2 separate regions of the Mus musculus genome follow, and region 1 is linked to region 2. Evidence: chromatin contacts called from ENCODE Hi-C data. All regions are on one chromosome and are shown on one strand. Each heading gives the region's core, a stretch centred on a gene start or an enhancer-like site at or near the end of the contact. The rest is flanking DNA. Distances are from core to core; before and after follow the strand shown. Region 1 overlaps Gm32838 (a long non-coding RNA gene). Region 2 has its middle 32 kb from the start of Klf15.

The links. A loop is a pair of places that touch in the nucleus more often than their neighbours do.
Region 1: a map of T-helper 1 cell shows a loop between it and region 2 (70-fold over the local background). The contact joins two enhancer-like sites. A Hi-C loop is called at or near these places in 3 of 37 maps with a recorded cell type or tissue (T-helper 1 cell, T-helper 17 cell and regulatory T cell).

Annotation. Positions count from the first base shown.
Region 1 is chr6:145,991,438-145,996,986 of GRCm38, reverse strand. All of the region lies in intron 2 of Gm32838 (a long non-coding RNA gene), which reads right to left. Among named protein-coding and RNA genes, the nearest start is that of Gm38928, 17 kb to the right of the region's middle. Within about 2 kb of position 4,291, at least 1 of the 3 ENCODE cell types and tissues checked has a DNase peak (open chromatin) inside an H3K27ac peak, as active enhancers do.
Region 2 is chr6:90,491,942-90,497,850 of GRCm38, reverse strand. No RefSeq gene overlaps it. Among named protein-coding and RNA genes, the nearest start is that of Klf15, 32 kb to the right of the region's middle. Within about 2 kb of position 2,135, at least 1 of the 3 ENCODE cell types and tissues checked has a DNase peak (open chromatin) inside an H3K27ac peak, as active enhancers do.

The DNA.
Region 1 (5,549 bases), core at 3,042-5,541, about 55 Mb before region 2:
CACACTATAACAAGCACACATCCCAGGGCTCTCATCCCCGCTCATCTTCCCTGAAGCAAGGGATAGATGGCCAGCGGGGCTATCTCTTTAAGGGGAATTCAGGGATCAAAAAGCGTGGAAAAATTTGAATGTCATGTCGAGCTGGTATCGGCTTCTGGAATACCGAAAGGATCTCTCATCTCGGCTCCATCGTTTGTGCTTGTGGGAATATCCACCACATCCACAGGGGCAACTGGATCAGGAGCCTCATTCTTGCAGCGTCTCACCAATCTCTCCGGCACGAAAAGAGGTTCTGTCTGGTCCTGTGGAAACACACAAACAGACCCTCTCGCCCACGTCAACACCTGATCCTGTCGATCCCCAGGGGAGATGGACACAGTACCTCGTGGTGATGAGACCATAACCTCAATCACCTGTGTGTCCATCTGGGGAGTCAATATGAGAGTCAAGTTTTCACTAGCTTCCCCTCTGTTGGGCAATGATTTCCATGCCCTTATAGCAATCTGATTCACCTGCTCAAACACCTGCAGTGGATATCCTGTTTGTTGTTGTGCAAATCTACCTTGATCAAGCAGCATATCTCTATCCCATGCAAATTCAGCTTGATCAGTGAAAATAGGACATCCCAGCAAGGAGAATCTATCCTCTTTCCAGACCTCCGGACAGAAGGTCTGCCCATAGATGGCTGACGAGGAGGCATAGGGAGGGGGAGCAGAAGCTAATTCGCCTTCCTCCTCCGCCTCAGCTCTTTTATTTTGTCCTTTCTGTCCACCTGATAACACTGTGTCTCCTTTCTTTTTCCTTTTTCTTTTTAAGCCCTTCTCCTCTTCCGACATACTTTCTTGTTGCTCTATAAGGATTTTCTGACCTGTCTTGACTGCCTCTTGATTCAAACAGTAACAGAGTCCATATATCAGAACAAGCAAGACCAAAACTATCAGACCTACCCACAAAGGGTCAATGGGAGAAAAAAGCATAACTACACAGCGAGGATCTATTGATCACTACACTGAGGTTATCATAGTTCCTTAACTTGTCCCCAAACCGGGAACCTTAACTTGTCCCAAAGCCGGGAACCTTTCGTTACCTTGTGCCTGCTTCCTGGCAACTTTATGCTTGCCTCTATTTTATCCGAGGTCCTTCCCAAACTCCTGGGTTACTTTGTGCCTACTTCCTGGCAACTTTATGCTCACCTCTATTTTATCGAGGTCCTTCCTAAACTCCTGGGGTCGCAAGTTTCACTCACCGTGAACTTACCCTGCCGGCAACCACTGACTGCTGAAAGTTCTGAACTCGGTGGGGGAGTCGGTTCCCCGTACGGGCCACCAATTGTCACGCCTGCTCTCGACCAGCAAGAACGATGCGACCACCAGTCCTTCTAACAGCAGTTTATTCAGTCTTCATCTTTCTTCTTTCTCTTCATCAGTACCGTTCCCCAGCTGAAGAGTTCTGAATCCACGCCGGATCCTTCTCAACAGTCTGTTTTACGGGAACCTTTATTAACCACTTCTTCCCCGTTATGCAGTTCTGAATCCTCCCTGTAGCAGGGGGTCTTCACTCGTGCCTGAAGATGTTTCTTTTCCCGGGTTTTCTCGTCCCAGGTCTTCTCGTCCCAGGTCTTCTCGTCCCGTCCCGAGTTTTTCTTCCCGGGTTTCCGGCACCAACTGTTACGCGCGCCCAACTGGCCAGGAAGAACGACGCTGCTACAGGATCCTTCTGCACACGTTTATTCAGTCCTGTTTCTTCTTTCTCCATATATCTCCCCTGTTTATATCTCCCCTGTTTATATCTCCCCTGTTTATATCTCCCCCGAACCCTGGGCCTCTCACTCTTTTATACTCTCAGTTCCCATCCACGCACAGCAGGCCACGCCACCTCACCAGGCACGCAGCTTCAGCTAATCAGGGCAGCAGGGGCAAATCTCCATCAGACTGGATTCACCTGTATCCTGGTACACCTGCCCAGCACTCAAGATGTTTGTGTCTTATATGAGGAAGTCAGGTGCAAGTCATATGACTTAGCTGCAGTCCCTGGCGCCTTTGGGACTGCCGCCACACCCGCTCCCCACACAGGATAACCAGGTGTACTGGCTGGTGGTGTGTGTCAACTTGACACAGGCTGGAGTTATCTCAGAGAAAGGAGCTTCAATTGAGGGAATACCTCCATGAGATCCAGCTGTTGGACATTTTCTCAATTAGTGATCAAGGGGGGAGGTCCCCTTGTGGGTGGTGCCATCCTTGGGTTGGTAGTCTTGGGTTCTATAAGAAAACAAGCTGAGCAAGCCAGGGGAAGCAAGCCAGTAAGTAACATCCCTCCGTGGCCTCTACATCAGCTCCTGCTTCCTGACCTGCTTGAGTTCCAGTCCTGACTTCCTTTGGTGATGAACAGCAGTGTGGAAGTGTAAGCTGAATAAACCCTTTCCTCCCCAGCTTGTTTCTTGGTCATGATGTTTGTGCAGGAATAGAAACCCTGACTAAGACACCAGGGGAGGTAATTCCAGATGAAGAAGCACATTGAGCACCAGCTTGGCAATGCTGGAGGCTCTAAGAAGATTGTTCCAGAACACATCCCAACACACAGGGACTGAGATCCTAGAGACAACTGGTCTATGACTCTCAGAAAGGCTGGTGAAATGGGTAGTTTTGTTAAAAAAAAAAAAAAAAAAAAAAAAAAAGGTGAGAAGGGCACTACTGGATCAGCCGTAGCCTGGGGCTGCAGGATACGGAAAGATCCCAGCCTTCTGAGAGCGGTTGACACAGTGTCACTCTGGGTTTACCAATTCCTGTCTTGATTCATGTTTGTTGACATCTGACTCTACGATGCCACATGTTCAGGTTCTTTAGAGAAACAGCAGAGTTAAAATAAGGTCATGAAGGGACCCTCATGCAATATGACTGGAGCCCTTACAGGAGAAGATATCAAAGAAGGAAGACTGTGCAGAGAAATGGGGTGCAGCTGCCATTTGCAAGCCAGGCAGAGGGGTTGCCAAAGAAACCGGCAGGCTGGCATCAGGATCTTAGACTCACTACCTACAGAGTTGTGAGGGCTCAGCTCTAATTTCTGGCATGAGCCACTGGTGTAGGGCTCTTCATTTGGGGCAGCAGAGCAGACATTGACACTTGGCGATGCTGTAACTACCCTAAAGCTGGGGCATGGGTCATTGGCTGTTCTTCCTGGCATGAAACCTAGGCCTCCCTTGGTTGTTCTCAGAAGACGTGCAAGGTCTGCGGATAGAGTCTTCCTCCAGCTATGGTCCCCAAGGAAAGAAGGAAGGAGGCAATAGTGCTCTACTCAACCTGATGGGGAAAAGAAAAGAGACATCAAGGCTTGGGAGAAAGCATGGGTCTTCCAGAATCCCACAGCTGGAAATAGTTGTGTGAGCTCTCAGTATTCTTTGGTGTCTACATTTTCTAGAGAAGAGTCGTCCAGGGTGTCCTCCTATGGGAAAAAGAGTCTAAGCTCAAGATGTCTTTCAAAATATACACGGTAAAATGCCCTGGGCCTCTCAGGACACACCCACAGTATTCTAAGCCCTGTCAGATGTGGTAGAGCCCAAGAGAAGCTTGTAGTATCATCATTGCATTGGAGAAAAAAATGTAAAACAGAAAAATATTAAGAAAACAGAGCCACCACCCTCGATTTAGCGCGTGCACTTGTATCGAGATAAAGTGCACTGTAAAGAAACAATTAGATCCTAAGCCTGTAGATACCAGCTAAATCCAGCTGTAACTGCCTCATAAACTTGGAACTTCTGACACAGCCTCAAGAACCCACTTTCTCCCACGCGCTGACGGTGTGCCTGGCCTTCTGCCAGTTGCAAAGCTGGAAACTCCCCGACTTAAACAACATCTGGGTGTTTCTGCTTCCTATAAGCTGGGGATGAAGGTTAAAAGTTTAATAAATGTTTTCTCTCAGTCTGGGTATCTGTGTGTTTCATCTACCTCCATCACCACGTCTTCTATATGTGTGTCATAAAGAAAAAGCAGAGGCTATAAACAAACGCAGACAGTGGGAGTGGTAGCTTCTTGTTTCTGTCTGCGGTTGGGCAGTAGCCTTCATCCTTCTGTGACATGGTCCTTTCCCACTTTCCTGTCTCTCCAGTACAGGCCTGGTCCTGCTTTCTAGGAGTTGACAGCTCTGCTAGAGCACTAAGCATCGTTTCAAAAACATGTTCCCGTGTGTCATTTCCTTCTTATATTTTCTACCTCTTCCTTCCCCACCCTAGCCACCCATTTGCCCCTCCCCCTCCGGCCCCGCCTCGCTGGACTAGAGAGAAGAGCTCGCAGCTATTCTTCCTTGACCTTTGGGGAGCAAGGGGAGGCCTCTTCCCTTCGAGCAGAACTTGCGCTAGTTGAGGTCGGCTTGGAGGAGGTGACTCTGAGGAAGGGAAACACAGTTGCAAGAGTGCCGCATTCAAAGGGATTGGGAGCTGCTGTGGTGTGGCTCGCCCCTGGAGACCCACTCAGGCGGACGCTGCAGAATGTGGAGCTCAAAGCTTGTCTGGACACAACAGCAAGACTCCTCGGTTTGGAAACACAAGCCAACAGCAGCTGCAAGCAGAGAAGAGCATGGGCATGGGGGTGGGGGTGGGGGGCAAATGGGAAAAGTGCTAAGGCATCGAGCTCTACAACTTGAATAGAACTGTGGATGTTTGTAAGGGAACCCAGAGTGCATCCAAGATGGCTGCCGGCTTTCTCTAGGAGCGAGAAATCAAGCAAGGGTTTAGATGTGGCCCTTCCTCTTCCCATAGCATTGCCTCTGATAGAGCCAAGAAATCCTACCCCATTCTATTAAATGATGCTGTCCAGGGATGTGACTGTGAGCACTGGTTCATGTACTTTAGTAACAAAAAACAGAGGGGCGAAGAATGCAGACTTGGGAGCCATGCGTCCTGACCCACCACCAACCAATGCGGCAATCCAGGGACCTTTGGAGAAGGCTTTTACAACTGGCACCAAGGCATGTCCCTTAGAGGCAAGACAGTGTGAATGCTAGCCACTTAGGAAAGTTTGAATTTTCAATTAGGTGATCCTATTAGAGAGACCAGGAGAGATACACTCTAAGTATGTTTGTTTTAATGGTCTTAACATTTATTTTATGTGTGTGAGGGTTTTTCTTGCATGTAATTCCATATACCATGTGTGTGCCTGGTGTCCACTGAGGTCAGATGAGGGCATCAGATCCCTTGGAAATAAAGTCACAGATGGTTTTGAGCTGTCATGTGGGTGATGGTTATCAAACTCAGGTTCCCCCGGAAGAGCAACACGTGCTCTTTACCACTGAGCCATTTCTCCAGCCCCTACATTTCTTATTAAACCAGTGAGATGGCCTAGTGGGTAAAAGTGCTTGCTGTCAAGCTCAGTGACCTAAGTTTGATCCCTCCAACACATATGGTGAAAGATGAAAAGCAACTTATACAATCCGTTCTCTGATATCCACTCCACATGCATGCTGTGACACACATGCACTCCCATGCATAAATACATAAATAAATGTAAAATTTTAAAAATGCCTTGTTAAAAAATGTATCAATGACAGTTTGCATTCTT
Region 2 (5,909 bases), core at 886-3,385:
AGACTTGGGTCACAAGGTTTGGTGACCAGCATATTCACCAGCTGCCTCACCTGCCTACGTTCAGTTATTTCTCAGCTCATTTCTGTGCTTTGTTGTCACTGGAGCAGAACTTACATCCCCTCTCCTTTTGTCTTATGTTTATTGGTATTTTAGAAGGAATCTTTTGAACTTACGGAACACTTCTAAGATAATTTAAAATTTTATTTTATGTGTGCTTTGTCTGCACTTATCTCTGTATACCATGCATGTACAGTGGCCATGGAGGTCTGAAGAGAGCATTATATGCCCTAGAACTGAAGTTATAGATGGGTGTGAACTGCCACAGTTGTGCTGGGAACCAAACCCAGGTCCTCTGAAAGAGCAGAAAGCAATCTTAATCACTGAGCCTTCTCTCCCACTCCTGCTGAACATTTCTTAGCTTTAGTAGTTTTCACTAGTTGATCCCTAACTCTGGAAGAAGGAGGAGGAGGAGGAAGAAGAAGAGGAGGAGGAGGAGGAGAAGAGGGAGAAGGAGGAGGAGGAGGAGAAGAGGGAGAAGGAGGAGGAGGAAGAAGGAAAGGAGGAAGAAGAGGAGGAGGAAGGAGAGGAGGAAGGAGAGGAGGAAGAGAAGGGGAAGGAAAGGACGAAGGAGAGGAGGAGGAGGGGGAGGAGGGGGAGGAGGAGGAAGAAGAGGAGGAAAGCATCCCCCTGGAAAAATGATCCTCACCTCTACTGCTAATGTTTATATCTCTGATAGTTTCTAGGCAACATCATTGGTTAGGATCTCTGATACACTATGAAGATTAGACAGGAAATTTTTTCTGTACCAGAAGGAACGTGACTCCATTGAATGCTGACCAATCACTGAGCTGTTTTACAAGGCAAAACCTTTGCACACGTTAAGGTGGTTTGGTCCTCCTGGTAACACTGAAGACCAAGTTCCATCGTGACCCAAGGTTAAAGAAGCTGGAGCATGGTGAGCACTAAAGGAGACTAACCCACAGCTAGGAGACGGGACTGGATCAAGTCCAGAGCTACCTGTACTGTTCTGCGTGTTGTTCTGACCTCCCCCCACCCCATAGTGTAATGGGTGGAAGTATGCTTCAAGCCCCTGCACGATCAAGTTCAAAACTTTGAATGCATGCCCACAAACTTATTTCTGTGGGGTAGGACAGACTCCTAGTTGTCCCAGGCAGGTTTCTATCACGTGACAAAATACCGGGCCTGGGAACATGAAAGAAGAGACCTTGGATTCTACTGTCGGAAGACTGAGCAGCCTCTTGGTTGCACTTTCTGGGGCTGAAGTGAGGTGGGTCTAACCTGGTGGTGTGGATGGGAGCTGACTTCATGGTAGTCAGGGAAGGAGAACAGAGAAGCCAGGACAGGATGCAGCCCAAGGGCATGCCCCCAGTGACCTACTTCCTGCTTTTAGGCCCTGACTCCTAGTATTTCTACCACCTCCCAAAATAGCATCCACAGCTGGAGATCCAGGCTGCAACCCTTGGGCCCACGGGGACTCTTTATATGCAGCGGGAACATGACTGGCTTTGATAAGAATTGTCTTTGTTTCATAAACACAATTGTCTGTTTCTCACTGTGCCTAGTAATCTAGTGAGTTACATTGATCAATTTTGTAATGATTCATGCCACATTCTTTAGTGGTCTTTAATTTTGTCACAGGGGATTATTTTCATATTCTGCTATATTTGTTTTGCTGGGAAGTGAGATTTCTTGGGTTCTACATTATTTACATTTTAAGTATCTTGGGTACTTGACAGTTCTTTAGAAAATTATTTTTCCTTGAGATATTTAAGTGTCCACATTCTCCTTTTGTGAGGAAAATGGGGTAAAATGTTCTTTACCATGCTTTTCCTTCTGGACTCTTGTATGACACCTCTGTCACCAAAACTCTTAGTCCCCTTCCTTTAGTTGGGGCCAGGGTTTCCTCTGTGGCCAGTGAAGCAGTGGGAAGACTTAGGGTAGTATTGGGAGCTGTGGAGAGAGTCCCAGTTTCCCAGCTGGGAGGCTGAGTCACTCGCAGTCTGTGTGAACTTGATAAGTCTGCCTCCCTGTAATGGCCCCTTTGCCTTTTCCCAGAGAAAGAGAGGCTCCAAATGGGTGCCCCCAGCTCACTTACTTCATTATCTTGAGCCTGGCTCTCAACCCCAGGCCTGGGGGGGAGACAGAGCGCCTTTGAGCTCAGGCTGGCGCGAAGGAGGGCCTGAGTCCTGGGCTACCAAAGTGTCAAAGAGAGAATGCTTTGAAGAGGCCCTGCCCTTCCTGAGGCTAAGGCTTAGCTCCTGTCATCCCTCAGGGATTCTGCTGTGGTGGGACAGGGGTGTTCTTGCCAGCTACTTGTTGTGTGTGCTTTCTTCTTTCCTTAGTCCGCCCCCCCCCCCCTGTCTGTTTCCTCTATAGCCCCTTGTATGAGCTTTACTGGGGCTACAGAAAGAGGCACTGTTTGGTGTGGAGCCAACACAAACTCCAGCTTGCTCTGGAGCCTCTGTCCCCCACTTGAGACTCAATCACCACAATCAGTCTGCGCATGGGAACCTCCCTTAAGGGACCCACGGTCCCTGGCTCTAAGATGCTGGTCAACACCCTAACCACTGTTGTGTGCTTAGCTCAGTCTCACAAAAGAAGAACTGGGTCTCAGCACTGAAAGTCCTGATTCATTCCCTCTATATACCAGTGCTTCTTGGCCTTCCTAATTCTGTGATCCTTTGATACAGATCCTCATGTTGTGGTGACCCCAACCATAAAATTATTTTCATTGCTATGTCATCACTGTAATTTTGCGACTCTTATGAATCATCGACAGAGTGTGGCAAAGGGGTCAGCACCTACAGGTTGAGAACTGCTGTTCTATACCCTAAAAACCACATAAAGACTTTACTCTTCCTGCTCCTCTGGGCCTGCTGTCCCCTGCCCCCTAGTCTTCAATTCCACCCAGAAGTTTGACTCTTCTCTCCTGCCCCAGACTGCCCAGCATTCAGAGCAGACTCCATTCTGCCCTGCTGGATCCACATTAGTTAATGGCTCACTGTGCACAGCTACCCAGGATTGCACAGGGCTTTGCTCCCACTTACCCTCATGTATGGGTAGAAGTTCTACTGCTATGGACAAAGCAGGGGTTCCTGTGTGAACCCATCTCAGCCTCTGGGTTACCAAGTTTTATGGCCATCTTCTCACTCCTGGAAACTTCTAGGAAAATCACACATGGAACAGGAAGGAGGTGCGGGGTGGAGCAGCACACAGGGCAATGTGTGAGCGGTCATGCAGGTGGCAGCAGGACGGGAGAGTGGGCCATGGGGAAAGGGCCAGGGCCCACTGGGTTGCAAAGAGTGAGCTAACTTGAGATTTAGGGGCTCAGATGTCTTTTCTCTGTGTGAATAGTTAGTAATGAAGATGATGAGACAGGCCTGCTTGAGAAGAGATTTTGAAGGCAGAGTCAGCAGGAACACTGGAGCAAATACTAAAACGGCTTGTGGGTTCACGGCCTTTTGTTGAGCTGGGGAAAAAAAGAGGAACAGGCTTGGTATGGCCAAGAGAATTTCAGGCAGAAGGTGGCTTAGGCTGCTACTGGTGCAAATCATTACCAAAACAACTCAGGGAGGAGACGGTTTATTTGGCTTATACATCCACATCAGTGTTCATCATCAAAGGAAGTCAGGATAGGAACTCAAACAGGATAGGAGCCTGGAAGCAGGAGCTGATGCAGAGACCGTGGAGGCGTGCTGCTTATGGCCTGTTCCCCATGGCTTGCTCAGCCTGCTTTCTTTTTTTTTTAATTAATTAATTTATTTATTATTAAATATTTTCTTTACATACATTTCAAATGCTATCCCGAACGTACCCTCCCTCTGCCCTGCTCCCCTACCCACCCACTCCTGCTTCTTGGCCCTGGCATTCCCCTGTATTGGGGCATATAAAGTTTGCAATACCAAGGGGCCTCTCTTCCCAGTGATGGCCAACTAGGCCATCTTCTGCTACATATGCAGCTAGAGACACGAGCTCTGGGGTTACTGGTTAGTTCATGGATCAGCCTGCTTTCTTATAGAACACAGGACCACCAGGATGATACCACCCACAATTGGGCTGGGCCCTCCCCCATCAATAACTAATTTAAAAAATGCCCTATACTTCACACTTTTAAATGTCCTTAGTACACTTTCTAGGAGTTTTCTTCAGTGGCTTACTATTTAGGGTATTACTTTTGGGGGTGGCATGGTTAGGGGGGAATAGGAGTTGTTACAGAAGCTTTCTGTTTCCCTCTTTTTCAACTATGCATTTTCTGTTATTGATATCACTGCAAAATCTTTTTTGCTCTTTTTTACAGTGTGGCTTCTGGTGGGGATGCTGGAGGGGAAGGACTTAGTTTTCTTTAGGGGGGAAGCCACTGGGAGCCTGAGCATGTTCTACTGAGTGTATACACAACACAAATTAGACCTTTGTGTGTGTGTGTGGTTTTTGTTTTGTTTATTGTGCTTGGGATGGGGTGGACATGGAAGGACTGAGAAGTGATTGTGATTAAGGTATATGATGTGAATTTCCCAAAGAATCAGTAAAAATACTATGTTGAAGAAGAAGAAGAAGAAGAAGAAGAAGAAGAAGAAGAAGAAGAAGAAGAAGAAGAAATAATAATTCCTTACAGTTGGACTTATGGAGGCATTGTCTCAATTGAGATTTTCTTCCTTTCAATGACTTTCAATGGCTCTAGCTTGGGTCAAATAACATAAAACCTAGCTAACCCAATAGGCTTGGAGGTAGGTGGGATATGGGAATTCATCTGAGCCATAGATGCTTTCCCAGATCCGGGAGGAGATGGAAAGACTTGGCTGTGACTGCACGGTTGAGACATCCTGTCCCTGACTGTCCCTTAGTTCTGGCTTTCCAGGTGACTCTGGTCAGGCTCACTCTCCCCCTTCTGTGCCCCCTGGAAGGTTAGAGAGGTGACCATGCCTCAGTGACAGACCAGTTAGACCACCAGGTAGTCTGCAAGTGCCATCCAGGTCCCCTCACAGCAGCCTCAATACCTGGGTGTGGGGGATCTATAAGCTGACAACTTCTGCTGCCATAGCCTATGAAATAGTGATATAGATTTGTTCTGACCACGTGGCTGCCTGGGCCCCACTCTGCCCAAGACCAGATTAGACTTCCACTCAGGCTCTGTTGTCAGGTCCCTCTGGTCCCCAGTTGGTCATGGCCTCAGCCCTCCCTTGCCTGCCTGACTACCCTTCTCTGCAGGCTGTCCCTCTGTGCCGATCTCCTGATAATTTCTCAGATTAACATCGTGCACTTTCAGCAGGTCTGAGGCAATGTCCTTCTCACCGTATCAAATCAACAGGTACATGTCACCAAGCCTTGAACCCAGTGACATCATCCATGATCTCTCAGTGAAGGTGGGACCAGGCCAAGAGTTGCCATTATAAACGTACTTCATGATTACCAAACATTTAGGGGTGACACTCTGGGACCTGAAAGAGACTCTCCTGCTTATGCTTGTTAGCCCTTCTGTCCACTCTTGGCCTGCAGCTACGAATCTGAAGTCTCCTGTTAGACAGCTCATCTTCACCCCTTCCATATTTATTAATGGGAACTGCTCAGTGTGGAAGAGTTAAATATCAATAATTAAGCCACACACCGGCCGGCCAGCAGAGCACAGAGGAAGAGCAAAGGCTGCTTAGTCACTGTTTAACTGGCACCTCTCTCTGCCCGTGACCTGACCCCTGGTTGCCTTTGCCCTCGCTGGCTCTGCCCCATCTCTGCTGCTGAAGTCAGCATCCTGTCCTAGGCCTTGCAGGACCTTCAGCACAGCTTCTCTAGAAGCAAGATCCAGCCCTTTCTCTCCTCTGAGCCTCTCTGCTCTTTGTCTTGCCTGAGAGGAAACCTCCTCTCAGGGCTCCCTGTCGCAGCACCAAAGTTCCTAG